Regions from separate parts of the Mus musculus genome. Here region 1 is linked to region 2. The links are chromatin loops, found by intact Hi-C in ENCODE. Cell type or tissue: left cerebral cortex. All regions are shown on one strand.

What was found. Peaks named below come from ENCODE experiments on the same cell type or tissue, not always from the same donor. Only the 100,000 strongest peaks of a DNase experiment are listed, where the experiment ranks them.
Region 1: a loop joins it to region 2, with 5 times the contacts of the local background. A loop is called at or near these places in 2 of 42 quality-filtered maps.

The regions. Positions count from the first base shown.
Region 1 is chr15:37,558,839-37,566,838 of GRCm38, reverse strand. It overlaps a transcript of Ncald not described here. Among named protein-coding and RNA genes, the nearest start is that of Gm24833, 41 kb to the left of the region's middle. In left cerebral cortex, a CTCF peak has its summit at 3,821; DNase peaks (open chromatin) are centred at 867, 1,297 and 2,192; H3K27ac peaks cover 2,451 bases.
Region 2 is chr15:37,722,031-37,730,030 of GRCm38, reverse strand. It overlaps a transcript of Ncald not described here. Among named protein-coding and RNA genes, the nearest start is that of Gm15942, 26 kb to the right of the region's middle. In left cerebral cortex, a CTCF peak has its summit at 3,520; DNase peaks (open chromatin) are centred at 4,461, 4,600, 5,640, 7,002 and 5 more places; H3K27ac peaks cover 7,247 bases.

The DNA of each region.
Region 1 (8,000 bases), 160 kb after region 2:
CACCTATGGCAGTCGTTTTATTCAAACCACAGCAAGATGGTTACCACCAAGGCTGATGACCTCAGCTAATGGAACCATGTGCTGAAAGTAGAGAACCAACTCTAAGTTGTCCTCTAACCTCCACTTACGCGCTGTGTTTCAAACTTGTGCACATGTGTGCATGGACACACACACACACACACACACACACACACACACACACACACACACACTTGGTATGACAGTAGACATGCAAAGGAAAAGAGGGCTTGCATACAAAGTCTTTTTTTATATAATGGTGCTAGAACCACAGGCCTTAATGGTGTTGCACTGGGCATTAAATTTTATGGAGAGCACACATCAGCCAGACCACAGCACTGGACCATGTCAATAGAAGCTCAGTGGGTGTGTGGGCTCAATGCCATAGGATGAAATTGATCCTGGGCTGCTATGGATTTGTACCAACCTGGGCATTTAAGTTGCATTTTCGATGACACATGCAATTGCTCAGTTTTTATCTGTCTATTCACCATGCTTGCTTTCCTCTTCCGTGGTATGCCTTCCTCCTCCAACCCTGCCTGTCCTCTCCGAGCCTGCCTTCCTCCTCTGAGCCTGCTTTCCTCCTCCGAGCCTGCCTGTCTCCTCCATGTCTGCCTGTCTCCTCTGTAGTGTGCCCATGGGATCTATTACTAGCTTTGTTATTATCTTGGTTTTATGACCAATTCATAGCATTTCTTTAGACAATTTGAATACTTGTTTGGCCTGTCTTTTTTTTTTAACTTTGAATATATTACTTTTCTTCAGGGGGTGGTGTGGGTGGATATCATGCACCTGCGACACACAGCACACGAGTGGAAGTCAGTGGACAGTTTTCTGGAGCTGATGCTCTCCGTCCACCACATAGGCCCTAGGGATCAAAGCCAGGCCCCCGGGCTTGGTGGCAAATGACTTTATCTGCTGAGACATTCACAGACCCCTCCCCTCTTAACATTCTTTGTCATACCTTAATATTACAGTTGCAAATACGTCCATCTTTCTTTTTATGATTAACCCTTATATGCTTCGAAGATTCCTTTTCCATTTTGAGGTCAGAAAAATGTCATTTTTAAAAATCTCCCTCTAAACGTTTAAGCCTTTTTGCTTTTCACAGCTAAACCCTTAATCCCCTGGAATCATCTTTGGGTACGGTTTCCTCTTGGCTGGGAAAGGTTTTTCAGCTTCCATGGGAGCGCTGATAGCTTTTAATAGCCCAGTGAAGGAGGAAACAAGGGAGAAACCTCCTCTGCAACAAGATTTAGGAGGAGAGCTGCTTCTCCCTTAGACACCCTGCAGAGGAAGTGTGTAGAAATGAGACAAGTGTCCTCTGCTTCAGCCAAGGCAGGCTTGCTTTAGCAACTAGAATGCCTGAGAATCACGTGTTAAAAAAAGAAAAGAAAACAAGAAAAAAATGGAAGGTGGAAAATGAGCCCTCCGCCACTGTTTGAACTGTGGCTCAAGTCATTTAAATAGCCTCCCTGGCTGGAGAGGAAGGCAGGCTTTGTTGCATTTGGGAGTTTGAAGCTAGGGTCTCAGGTAGCTCAGGCTGGCCTTGTATTTAGCTATGTAGATGAAGATCTCCTAGAGCCCCTGATCTTCAAGTGCTGGGGTTACAGGTCTGCAGTACGAGTCTGCTTTAGCAACTTTGAAAAAGGATCCACACGTCCCTACCACAATAAGGCTCAACGGTGGCAGTAGCCATGTGAAAGTTCCCTTTGTATGGTATTCAGAGGACGGACTGTTTGGGCAGTGCCTAGGATTGGAACTGTCACTGGTGGAGGTCAGGAGACCTGACTTGAGTCTTGATTTCTCACAATCTCAGTATCTCACTATCAAGGTGTTAGTGAAAGTTTCTTGGCTCGGGGTTATGTTCTGTGTCCTAAAGGAACCCTTCTAGATGACTTAAGCAAGCATACTCATTCTTGAATGGCAGCCCAAGAGCAGGCAGGGCAGGCCAGCATGGCAGCTCCTTTCGGTTTAGGTCTTGCACTGTGTGGCTTTTGTCAAGGAACCTCCCCTCACAGAACTTCTGCGCCTCTCCTCCTCAGCTGAGAGCTCCTGCTTCGGACAACATTAGGGTTCTGGAGGGAGAGAGGCAGACTGAACACTGGGGAGGCAGCCTGTGACATCTGTCATGGTTTGCTTCCAGCCGTGATGTGGGCCTCCTCTGGCAGAGCTGTCTGGATGACAAACGAAAGTCGGAAAGATGGGAAATTCACACACCGCAGAATAAGTTTCATAACCAAAATGGAGTTCTGAGTCATTTCCTCAGGGAGTGGACCCTGTGCTGATAGAGAAGAGCTCTAGTGAAGCAGGCCAGGGAAACGGTCTTCATCTAGCCTCACTCCTTCTGGTCTCGGTAGCTGAGAATCCAAGGCCTAGCCCAGTGTTTTCGTGGCCAGGCATGCTTACATGTCAACCTTCCCCTCTTGTTGAGCCTTATTGTGATGGAAATGTGTGGATTCCCTTTCATAATTCCCTTCTTCCGCTTCTCCTCCTCAAAGAGCTCCAAACGCCTCCTATGTCAGTTTTGTGTAAGTTAACTCTAGCCTTACCTCTTGGGCTAGCCTGGATTAGTTTATGTGATTTCGTTAGACTTCACAAAAGAGGGACTTACAGATCCAGGCTTGGGAGACACTGGAATATTTTGTTAGGACCAAGGCTGACATTGGGTGACTGAAATACGAGACATGGCCTGAGAAGCTGCAGAGAACCTGTGTCAGGAGAGCCACAGAAAGTCAAACAGGAAAGCAAATCTCTGCTTTCCCTAAACTGGCCTGACTTCTGTCTTATTTTACCTGCTTGTTTTTTCAGCTGAATGCAGCAAAATATTTCCTTTTATTGATTTTTATGAGAGTGAATTTAGGTTGTACTGTTCATTGCCAATATATGATTCCTAAATGACAATCCCTATGTTTTATTATTTAAAATAATTTCTGTATTTTGACAATATAGTATTCTTTCTCTCTCTTTTACCACCTCCGTGTGTGTGTGTGTGTGTGTGTGTGTGTGTGTGTGTGTGTGTATACACCCATACATAAATAAGTTTATTTTGAAGTTGGTAATCCCTGGCTATACCTGAGTTCATGTGCCCCTAACACTGCATTGTCTGTGTAGCATGCCCAAAGCAACTGAGACCATGAAACACTGTTCTCTGAGGGGACTGTGCCTATGACACTCATCCCTGAGTACTTTAAGGCAACTGACAGAGGGGCTGAGCTTCAGTGCTTCTCAGAGGTGTGTTTGATGCTTGCTGTTTGCAGAGACAACTCCAGGGACATAAAAGTAACCTGAATTTTCTTGCTATTGCTGAGTGTTCTGATAACAGGGTGGCTGACTATGCGTGATTTCAATTACAGAGCCCCAGCCCGCTGCTGAGAGGAGCTGCCTGGACAGAGCATCTCTGAGGCCCGAGGTGCTGGGACTGCACACAGTGAGTTCTTTCCTAAGCTCTCGAGAGGACCAGATTTTAGACTGTAACCTCTGATCTAAAGCACGAAGGTGTTCCCGCTGCTTAGGTTGCTGGGTCTTAGTTTGTATTTGGTAAAAGAGGGCACTGGCTTATGTCCATCCTCAAAGCTGCTTTGTCCTAGGGTGCCCGTTGCCATAGTTAACGTGAGGGGTTTGTACCGCACGAAAGGCAAAGCTGGGCGTTTGTTGGGATTTTCAGGGGACAAAGGAAAAATCTGTACTCTTCTGCGGCATCCGATTAGATGGGAACCTCATTTAAGTGTTGCATTTAGGAAAGCAAAGCAAGTCAAAAACAAAATAGTAGACCTGGCAGTGAAGCGGGAGACTGAGAGTACTGCTCCCTAGAGGAGACCAAGGGCATCCACACCTCTGGACTCCCGACTCTGCTTCCTTGTAATGGGAAATTGACTCTACAGTACTGAGTGTGCTGGCATTTATTTCTGATTCTGAATCATTCTGAGCATTTACTTCAGTACAGCAAGGGTCACACTGCAATAGTGAGCTTCCTGCTGAGACAGGGGCATTGTCACTTTCCTAACTTGTTGATAAGAGTCTCAAAAACCATCTCATTGGTTATATAGCAAACTAGCTTTTCAGGGAGGGGACTCTATTGGTATGTGGGTTTCTTGGAAAACATTCAGAATAAGCTAATGGGCCCAAGATTTGGATGCAAGATAATATGACATAGGTGTTGGTGTGTGTGTGTGTGTGTTTATATGCTGGAGTCAAAGCATCACTGTTAATCTCATATATTCTTGGCCAAACAGTTTTTGTGTGAGGGGAAAATGGCAAAAATTAAAATAAATAAGGGCAAGATGGTTATATATATGTATGTATGTATGTATGTATGTATGTATGTATATATGTATATATATACATATATATTATCATCATATATATATAAATATATAATATCATATATTTGGTCTTACAAGGAAGAATGACAATTTGAAATTTTTATGTGAAACAAACTTCTCTCCCATTTATGTGTCTCTGATTTAAGCATTAGCTTAGTCACACAGCTTATCTGCTTTAGAAAAGGCAGCGAATGCAGAAAGTGAAAGTAAAATTCTTTGTTCCAAATTTGGTAGGCCAGTCCTTTCAAGGAAACCTGTAGGACAGTGTCAAGTTGTCAGAAGTAGCATTCGTGTTCGGATCTAATGGCTTTCTCCCTGCTGGCATTGGAGGATTGTGTTTCTCCTGGAGGCTGAAACAAAACTGTACATTTAAGGCCATTAAGCACAGGCAGCTGGAGGCGGTCTCTCTTCTTGTGACAAGTGAACTGCTTATTGATGTCATAGCACTAGACATGGCAGTCGTTTTGACGCCAATCTAAGCCATCATAGAAAAATGTGTGTGGTCTAAAGATAGCAGACAACGTGTGAGACCCAACACAGGAACCCCACTCTTTAAACATGGGGGCATAGAGAAGAGTCACACTATTCTCTTCTAAAGTTTTGTCCTTGTTATTTGTGACAGAGTCTTACTATGTAGTCCTGAGTAGCCTTGACCTCAGAGTCCTGCCTCGGCTTCCTGAGGATTAGGGTTATGCCTGGCTAGACGCTGGCTTATTCTTGCACCTGTCTGAGCATCCTCATCTGCCTTGTGCCTTCAGTCTCAGAAGACTCTTTAGTGTGGATCTCTTCTAGAGGGGCCTAAACTGTTCAGCTTCCTCTTTGGTGAGTGTGGGGAGGTCCCAGAAGTTCCCATATGCAGCATCTGCCATGCCCAAGGAAGACTAGGTAGGTGAGAGATTGACAGACAAGCTCTCAGGGGGGAAAGAGCCATTTTTGGATGGACAACTTTTGGCTAGAGAGAGCAGGGGGCAGGCAATCTAAGGAGGAAAGTGCCTCTTCCATGTAGACGTAGACCTCTTAGCTGGGCTTTTCCCAAAAGAATGGTAAGTTAGCGAATCCTCTTGAATTTTGTGGAGTTTGGGGAATTTTGTGCAAGAAATCCAGACGTGAAGAAAAATTGCCTTGTGGCAGATCCTGACAGCAGAAAGTAGGAAGGCTGTGTGTAAAGAAATTACTGTATATGATACCAAGAGAGTCTACATTGGAGATCTCTATAGGGTCCCTCACGTCATAGATTGGGGAGCAGGGAAGAAAAGACTGTAGGAGTCAGAGGGAATGGAGGACATCAGGAGCACCTCTCAGCCCACCGACTTGGCTCAGCAGGAATCACAGGGGCTCAGTGGAGCAGCAAACACTGGGCCTACGTGAGTGGGCACCAGGTCCTCTGCATATGCATTATAGGAGTCAGCTTCGTGGTTTTGTGGGACTCCTAGCAGTGGAAACAGTTGTATCTCTCACATTTTGGGCACTTTTCCCCTCCTATTGGGTTACCTTGTCCAGCCTCAACAGGAGGATTCTCGCCTTGTCTTGTATCTTGTTTTGCTGTGTTTGGTTGTTGTCTCTTTCAAGTCTGCTCTTTTCTGAAGCAAAAATGGAGAGGGAGCGGATCTGGGGGGAAAGGGATGTGGAAGTGGAGCTCAGAGGAGTGGAGGGAGAGAAGTTCTGGTCAGGATGTATTGTATGAGAAGAATCTATTTCCAATAAAAAGAAAATGGCTTTAGAGTGCAATCTATCGCGTCTCGGCCTTTTTTTTTTTACCTTAGATCGAGTGTAGAATGAAGTCCGGGTGGACTCCAGCTTGGGCTTAGTGCTAACATTCCAATGATGAATGTCTGACTTTACCCCCTCTCTGCAAGGACTACTTCTTCTGGAGTCCCAAGAAGTTGCTACTTTTCCCCAAGTCTCCCCAAATGATCAGCTTCTCCACTACAGAGTGTTATAAAGACATCTTTTCTGCAGTGGGTTTCTTTCTTTTCCTCTATTTTCATTAGTGACCACTTCCCTCAGGAAGGAAAATCTTAGGGATACATTGTATTCTGCACAGTAAGTCACCAATAATTTTAAGGTATGCCATCAAATAATAGCTTTTAGCCTGAGGACTCACCACATATTATTTTCAATGTCCCATTAATGCTCCTATGTCACAAAACACTGATTTTCCAACAGACTACCCAGAGCATACAGGGTGCCAGGTATTCAGAAGACAATTCAAGTTTGAGCTTAGATATTTACAAATACTATGTAGAGACTAATGCTGACCAGTCACATAATTGAGTCTAAGTCAGCCATTTTCTACCCATCATGCATTAGTCCCAGAATAACTAATATAGTCAATAATAAAAATAAAACTGCCTTTTCATCAGGACATACAAGAAGCACGGAACAAGGGCAGCTAATTTCCTAGAAAGCTTGTAATAAGACCCCCTGGTGTTACACAAGATGGGAGCATGTGCTTGAAGCACATAAAGGCTCATTTCAATAATGAATGTGTGTTGACTCAGCACCCACTAACTTGAGACCTCGAGAAGAATAAACAATACAATGCCACCCATTTGATAGCAGTGCATTTTCCTAGAAGTATGTTTTATTTATTTTTCAACAAGAACTGGTTGAGCCATCACTATGTGTCCAGGCACTGTGCCAGACACTAGGGACCAGGAAAGTATGATTTCTGCCTACTACTCAGTAAGATGGGGCTATCCTTTGGCCCTTGGATCTCTCCCAAAAGGCCCATGAAAGGGAGACAGCTCCCATCCCATTAAACTATTGACAGGTGGTAGATTGAACTAGAGAAAGTCAACTCACTGCGGGCATGCTAGCCCTCCATCTCTCCTTGATTTCCAGATGCCATGAAGCAAGCAGTTTATTCCAGTATCCACTTCTGCCATGTTGTACTGACTCCCCTTGGGCCTAAATGAGCTCAGCAGGCACCTCTGAAATGATGAGTCAAAACCAGCCCTTTTTCTTTAGTCTGTTGGTTGATCTCAGGTATTTATCACAGTGATATAAAGCCAGCATGGATATCTTGGCAGGAGGGAGGTAACCAAATAATCACATAGAAGTATTCCACAAATGTGTTGAATGTTGCAGTGGGGGTGGGAGGTAGGGGCATAGAACTGTGAGCCTATAAACATATCACACCTAGCTTCCCTGTTGGTAAGAAGAAATGTGTCATGAGAGTTCTGAAGGTGTTGACTAAAACTTGAGATAGAAGGATAGAAGGAACTGAAAGCTTTATAGAACCTTGGCCATGGCCAGTGCTCCTGTAAAACAAGACACCATGATGTAAATAATTGACCAGTGTAAAGAGAATGAATGAGTATAGAAACATGAATAGTCTGTAATAAGGAACATTCGGTTATTTCCTCTCCTGGATGTGGAAATAAAAGGAGCTCACAGTGTCCAGCAATTCTGTCCTTTGTAAGAATTCATTTCTTTATTCATTCACTTATCTAGCTAAAAACCAGGAGGCAAAAAAAAAAAAAGCATGTTAGCATAGATATTAAATTCTGGTGGAACGGGCAGACAATAAACCAATATAGAAATGTATAAGTTCTGTGACAAGTTTTTGTTTATGAATATGTGGTTGAAGTGGTATGTAGATAAAGTTTAACTATGTACAGTGTGGCACTGAAGCGACTCCTCTGTTGAGTAAGC
Region 2 (8,000 bases):
CAGAGGCCAGTTTACTCAAAGCCCACAGAGGAGTGCTCCTTTAAGGCTGCAGTGGGAAGGCCCCTGAGGGTATAATCAGGGGTTATTTATCTGTCCTGGTCTGGTACCTGTCAGTGTCCACTCTTCATGGCTGCTGTCCCCCTGTAACATAGGCCTGCACATAAAACTGTAAGGTGCCATCTTGTTCTCCATGAATACTTTGCTTGCTTCACTTTTTGGGGTGGTGGTGGTTTTTTGAGACGAGGTCTCTCTATGTAGTCCTTCCTGTTTCGTATCTCACTGTGTAGAATGGGCTGGCCTGAACTCACAGATATCCTCCTGCCTCCCCAGTGCTGGATGTTCGTTTCGCTTCCGAGGCAGGCTTATTCATAGGGTAGGGCTGGTCTCAAACTCATTATGTATTTGAGGATGGCCCTGAGCTGCCGATCGTCTCGCCTCCACTCCCTCAGTGCTGGGATTACAGCTGTGCACACCTGGTTTTATCTGAAATGTTTCCAGCTTTCCGTCACAGTGGACCACAAGATCAGTGAAATCCTGGAAGATAAAGGCAGCTGTGTCTAACAAGACCCACAGCAGCGCAAGACAGGAAAGGGGGGCGCAGTTCAGCAGAACTCAGCATTCGCGGACTGCAGAAAAGGCTTCTCGCAACTGGGAGTCCAGATGGAAAGTAATATTGTTAGGAAAGGAAGGAGTAGGGCAGCAGGCACAGGCTGGGTAATATGAACAAGGCAATGCCCAATGAGATCGGTGAGGTCTTTGTTCTCTACTCTGCTCTGTTCCTTGTGTACTTCCTGCCTGCAGAAGCCGAGGTGTATCAACTGCTGCAGCTACATGCAGATTTTTACTCTTACACTCCCACTGTGTGTTGCGGGTGTGCACCATACGCCATACACCATACGCCGCACACCATAGCCTGCCTCATGTGTGAGTTCAGCCCTGACTTGGTTGCATGCTTTCCCACAATTCAGAAGCTGTCGGTCTGCTCCTCGCCAGGAGGCAGTTGTGGTACCTTGATGGGGTTTTCTTCCCTGAATGCCCTTTCTAAAAGGAAATTTTGCCAAGGTTATGTAAGGGCAATTGTGTGTGTGAGAGTGTGTGTGTGTGTGTGTGTGTTTCGCATATGGGCATGCACACTTGAAGCGAGCTGATACTGAACCACTACAGCACAACAAGGAGCAATTGCAGTAGCAGAGGACAGCCCTTGAGCAGCATCTCCTCCTAGTGATAGCTGCTTTGAGTTTGATCTCTTGCCACGGGTGGCAAGCCTTTAGCAGTGTCGGTGGGAGTTGTGGGCCCTCTTCTCCCTGAGGCGAGGACCAGGCAACAGTTGGAATGACTCTAACTGGGGTGGCTTGATGGGTCAAGTGGATAACTTGATTTTGTCTTTTGATTTCTCAAAATGGAAATATTTCTGTCTTTGGAAATCTTCTTTTAAAACTGTAATCAATTTAAATAGACACAGATAGAAGGAATAGAAATGATCTTATTGGGATTAGTGTCCAGTCTATGGAGGTGGGCAGAGCTTGGAGAGTTGAAAAGGTGACAGAGTCTTGGAAAGATAACATTAAGAACCAGCATCCAGCCATCCAACTGCATCCTTGAAGAGCTGGGGCACAGATGCCCTCTTTCTGTGAGCCTGTACGTTGTGATTTTGCTTGAACACAGATGGGCATGTTTTGTGTTGGGTGCTTGCAGGGCCTTAGATGAGGCCGTCTTATTTGGATGCACCACAGGCCATGTGAACTTTGCCCTGATGCTCCTTTCCCCCCTTTAAGGGAAATTTTCAAAGTAAATGTACCTCTTTTTTAAATAAATGGCAGGGATAATAACGGAAGAGCTATTTGTGTAATAAATGGTTGTCCATGTTATGCCCTAAGCCCTACAGGGGGAAAGCTTGGTCCCTTACATTAGGTGTCTTGTCCTGGTGCCACATCACTGGCAGAACAAGGATGCAGTGATAAATTGAAGCTGTCCTAAGAAGGACTGGGGCATGGCTTAGCAGGAGGAGTGCTTCCCTAACATGCACTATAAGCTGGGTTTGAACCCCATCACAGCATAAACACTAGACATGGTGATGTATACCTATAATTCCAGCACTCAGTGAGGTAAAAGCAGGGGATCCGAGGCTCGAGAGTTTGAGACCTGTGTAGGAATTGAAATAAAGATCACAAAAAGCCAGAACTCAGGTATTCAGTATTCAATTACATATTGGAGAAGTGAGGCAGTGAGCCATCTTGAGGTCCAGCTTTTAATCCCAGCATTTGGGAGGTAGAGGCAGTGAGTTCAAGACCAGCCTGGGTGACAAAGCAAATTCCAGGCTAACCAGGGCTACCTAGTGGGGCCCTGGTTCAAAACAAATCAAAATGAACGATTGTGACAACCCTGTGACTGTTTTGTCTTTTACCTGAGTCTCTATGGGTCACTTCAGTGTTTATCGGTGGTAGCCAAGAAGGAGAATAAAGAAAACTGGTTCACTGTCCTGACCTTGTGCAGATCCACAAAGCTGAAACCCAACAGGCCAAAGAACCCCAGAGTGTTCTAAAGACTTTTCTTCCAAGAATAACTTGGAGTCACATATACTTTTGAAATTATATATCAGTATAAAACATTAAAATCTCCAAAAGCCACCAGCCCTCTCTGCTTGGAAATGTGGTGTTATGGGAAATGGCTGGCTTTGTTTTCTTTGAAGAAAGGCAATGGATTTATAATTTATAATCTTGGTGCCTATCATAGGTAGCCTCTAGAGCCCCAGGGGAGTTTGAAATTGGGAACAAGATTGGAAGAGAAGATTCAGACAGTGAGATAAAAAAAGCTGAATTCCAAACAGAGCTTGCCTACTCTTTGAATGCGTTTTGAAGGCAATATGAGTCTAGGTTTTATTTTTAAGCTTTGAAAACATAGGAATATCCTCTGGGAAGGTTTGCAGAGAGTCTCTTGGGAATGAGCCTGTAGTTTGGGCAGGGGGCAGGTTGCTACAGCTCCACCCCTGAGCGAATGGCCAAGCACCTTCATGGGAGGTGTTGTCTGCGTGTGGGACAGTGGAAACACGTTGGCGGATATGAGAAGGAAGCCTCGCTGATTGAATCAGGACCAAGCAGTGTGACTTTCCAGATTAGCAGATGGAAATCTGCTGCATGTGCTCAGCATTTCTATTTTGAGCACAGAGAACATCTCTCCAACTGTTTCTTTCCTCTTCTCCCCGCTCCCTCCGCAGACCTCGAAGCCCCTCTGCGCTTTAGTTTTCTTATTTTGTTGGTATGGGTTTGCTTCTAGCCTACACCTTGAGGTTTCTTAGCTGTTGGCCAGGGTGTGAGTTATCTGTTGTGATAATCAGTCAGGCAGGACTCTACAGAATCCCCTCAGACAGGAGCTGTGCTGGCCTCTCCAGGAATACTAGCTGGAAGACAGAGGGTGTGAGCACAGAAGGAAATTAGCTGAGGAAAAACTCCATCCAATAAAGTATAGGCCTCACTAGGCAAGCAGTTGGTGCTAGGCCCTCTGCAAGAGCGCCCCTCATCTGAAGGTCTTTGCATTGCTGGCTGGTATGAAATTCTTGGATATTTAATTTTGTTTTAATTTTATTTTAAGTGTACGTATGGATGTTTTCCTTGCATGTATCTCCATGTACCATGTATGTGCCTGGGGCCTGTGAAAGCCAAAATTCGGCATCAAATATCTTGGAACTTGAGATGTGAGTTTCTGTGTCAGTGCTGGGAATCAAATCCTGGTTCTCTGGGAAAACAGCCAGTGCTCTCAAATGCTGAACCATTGCTCTAGCCTGCTGTAGGTACGTCAGTATGAGAACACTGGTTTAGTTACTATAGACAACTAAAGCAGGTATCTGACTAAAGGGTCCGTGTATGCTTTCATGCACGTGTTCTCTCTGTCCCTGTCCCTGTCCCTCCCCCATCTCTGTCTCTCTCTGTCTCTCTCTGTATTTCTCTCTCTCTCTCTCTCTCTCTCTCTCTCTCTCTCTCTCTCTCTCTCTCTGTGCATGCTTCTGAAGGCTTGAGTTGCTGTGTAGGTATCTGGATTGCAATTCATGAGTCCTAAAGTATGAAATCTTTCTGGTATTTCGAGGAAGGATAAAGAAATAAGACACTTCCATCTGTTTTTAATTTGAATACTTTATTTCTGGAGAAAACTAAAATTTAAAATAAGTCTTTATTCTTTTTTTTTTTCCCCCACGCAGGCCATCTTTGCTAAGTTGAGGCTCCTTAAGACTAAGCTAAAAACATCTATTCATTGATTTGTACAAAGTGCTTTTGACTTAATTTCTATACTAATTGGTTACAGCATCTATGTGAACTATACATATCTCTATATATCAATCTAAGTGACGCTGTAGTATCAGCTGTGAGGCTCTTTCTCCCTTAAACTCACATGCCCATTCTCTTCTTGGAGGATGCTTTAGGCCTATTTTTAGAAATGAGCATAAATGCAGTAAAGATTCTCATGTTACATATGAAAAACCTTCCAGCAGCATCTCGGATGTGGCAAGAGGAAGGGCTTTATGACATCTTTCTGAGTGAACTTAGTTAATAGTTCCAGCTAGTGGGTCCAAGTCTGGATGGACACCTGAGGTGTGCTCGCACAGTATCTGCAAAGCACACCATGAAGCTGAGTGTCGTAACGAGCGTCTTTACATCAAACATAAGGAAAGCAAAGCAGGGGCAGGTCCATCTCTGTGGGTCTGAGGCCAGCTTGTAAATGACAAGTTACAGGCTAGCCAGAGGCAGGTAGATCTCTGTGAGTCTGAGGCCAACCTGTAAATAACAAGTTACGGGCTAGCCAGGGCACCCAGGGAGTCTCTGTCTAAAAATAAGTAAAATACATACTGTCGTTGCTTTTATCTTCATGGCTTTCTAGGTCCCTTGGTAACAAGGAAAGAATGGAATGAACTGTGTCCCTTGAGAGCCGTCTGATGATCATCTCCCTTCCCATAAGGTGATGTGGGGGTTAAAAGCGGGGACTCTGTTCTCCAGGGCCTGTGGTGACCTTGGTCTGGCATGTCCTTGTCATGTGGAAGGCAGGACAAGGATTGGATAGAAGCAGGAACTATTGGTGGATCTCATGGGCTTTAATTTCTCCCTCCCACCCCCTGCTGCTTACCAGCAAACAGGACAAGCTACTTAGCATCTCTCTATTCGTTCTTCACATAGGAAATTGGGCAGAAAACAGTAAGGGCCTTTGGGAGGATCTAGTAAGCTAACACTTGTCTGTCCCCAGAACACTGCCTCGTGCATAGCGGCACACCGGTGTTTGCCACTATTATCGATATTGTTACCAGTATATTCGAGAAACACCTTTGTTGTGTTTTCAGTGTACAAAATGGCAACTCCATTGTGTACTAGAGTGACCAGGTTTACTGAGCAGGACTGCACATGGTAGCACTTGCACTTGGCTCTGTTTTGAGGATTCTGAAAGCGACCTCCTGTGGCTATACCTTGATCCCTGGCAGTGGGGAGATTCTGGGGCTGCAGAATGGCAGGGAAAGAGTTAACTCAGGGCTGCAGCCGCTGAACATGCAGTATAAACAGTATTTGGGAATGAGGTCACTTCTGTTTTGGGAACCTAAAGGCAAACACAGTTACATTTGTTCCTGTAATCATTGCCTTGTTTGAGACTGTTTATGTTTAGAAACTCGCGTTGGAATATTTATCAGTCGGGGCTCTGAAACCAACTCTGGCTACTTCAGCCAAAAAGGAACAAAAAGAGCCATGGGACTCTTCCTGGGGTTGAGGGAAGTGCATGGGCTGCAAGGGTGGCCTCAGACAGAGGTGGGATGCTTCTGAGGGCCTGAGGGGAGTCTTCCAGGACTCACTTCAAGAGGAAGCAGCAGCAACTATTTTGCTTCCTGATATTCTGTCACTGGAGACTGAGATTCCTGGAAGAGTCTGTTGGTTGGGTCTGTTCCTGTGCCCTGGCAGGAAGGCCCACCAAGAATGCAAGTGGTTGAAGAGGGTGGAGGAAGTAGGCTCTCCTGTCTTCTAGGCATTTTTTTTTTTTGCTTTTGTTTTTGTTTTCCTTTTGAGACTGGGTTTCTCTGTGTTGCCCTGACTGTCCTAGAACTCCCTTTGTAGACCAGGCTAGCCTCAAACTCACAGAGATCCACCTGCCTCTGCCTCCCAAATGCTGAGATCAAAGGTGTGTACCACAGCCGCCTGGCTTTTGGTCTGTGTTTTAAACAGTCATTCAAAGGCATGCTTGAGCCCCAGAACAAGCTTGATATTGTAGAAATGTGGGTAACTGTGAGTACAAGAAACCATAAGAATGACATGGAGGGGCAGATGCAGGTGCACATCGTGGATGGGGCTGGCTCTGGGTGTCTCCACTGTGTGCAAAGAAGTGTGTGAAAGCCGCTGTCACAATCCATGCTGCTACTATGGCAGAATATCTCAGACTAGAGGATTGATGAAGAAGAGAAGGTTGTTGTCTCATAGTTTGGGAGGCTGGGAGATCCAAACCTGAATGCCAGCAGGTTTGGTTGTGTCCTGGCTGCCTTTGCGTTCCATGGTGGGATCTTGTCAGTGTATCCCTGAGAGGAAGAAAACTGTGAGCTCACAGAGGCAGAAGGGCAACTGTGTGGACTGTGAAGTCTGCTTCAAGGTCTCAGTCACACTTCGAGGGAAAGCACCGTCACACCCTTTAAAGGCCCCAGCTCTGATACTACCCACTGGCCACCACATTTCAGTGCCTTAATTTTGAAGCCTGAATTCAAACCATAGCTCTGGTCTCAGTGTTCCTTAAACAGGGGTTGGTTTCTCTGAGACTTCTCAATGAGAGCTTTAAATACTTTGAGGTTTCAATGGAATACCTTTTTAAAAGGTCCATTTATTCTGGATGTCCCTTAATACAACACATGCTTATGTCCCCTCCCACTCATCCTGCTTGTAGGAGCCGGGGGGCTAAGTAGGAATTCATTTCCAGTCATGATCTAATGAGAGAGATCCAGAAGCAGGCTAAATACAACAGTGCACTTGTGTGGTGTGCATGCCAGATGACATAAGAGTGCTGTTTCAGTTGGAGAAGAGAATTTGGAAGCAGGTCTTCCCCTGGCACACATAGTATACTCACTTTGGGCCTCAACAGTCAATGCCTTATGCAAGCTGAGAACAGCAATTTAGATTCAATGAAACAATAGAATCGTTTGCGTGCTGCTAATGTTGTTTTGAATTTTATTAGCTTTAAAGTTTTGAATTTAATTTGTACCACTGTTCTTAGAGTGCTGAGAAGGCAAACAAGGCTTACATAAGTCATTTTGTATTTCTGTGTGGTTAGCTGAATTAAAATAAAATACCTTTGGTCATCTCTGGAGGTCCTTGGGGTCCTTTCTTTCTTAAGTGGGGAGTATTTTATTCAAGGTTTGGAGGTGCTGCACCATGGGAGATATGCCCCAGAGCCACCTCTTCACAGAAGAGTCGCCTTTTCCAGCTCTGGCCTACTGAGCCAGCCATAGGACTTGCTGTGGCCGGTAGGGTATTATGAGACATGGAAGTAGGCTTGAGAGGAGCTTGTGGCTTCTCACCAAGTACTCCTTTTCTGTGAAGAAATATGCTGCTTCTAGCACTATAGATAACGGGAAGCTACCTGCATCCAGCTGATCCCAGTCAAGACTAGCTAAACTCTGGCCAACCAACAGTGGGTGGTCAGAAGAGGATGCCTGTGTTTGTTTACTGCGAAGCATTGTTGGTCGAGAGCTGAGCTATACAGTCTAGGACACTGGTCAGGTAGCTACGCACCCTGGTGTGTGCATCTAGTTACTGTTCTAGTTGCTACAGCCAAAATGTGTGGTAGAAGCAACTTCAGGGAAGAAGAATATGGTTTGGCTCATGGTTTCAGGGGGTCATCAACCCACCAAGGTCTGAAAGGCTTGGTGGGTCTTGGTCCCTGGGTGATGGGCAGCTACAGTGGGTGCTCTTCCCATCTTCATGGACTCAGAAGTAGAGATGAGACTAGAAATAGAGCTGGTCTGTAGCACTCCAAGGTCCACCCTTGTC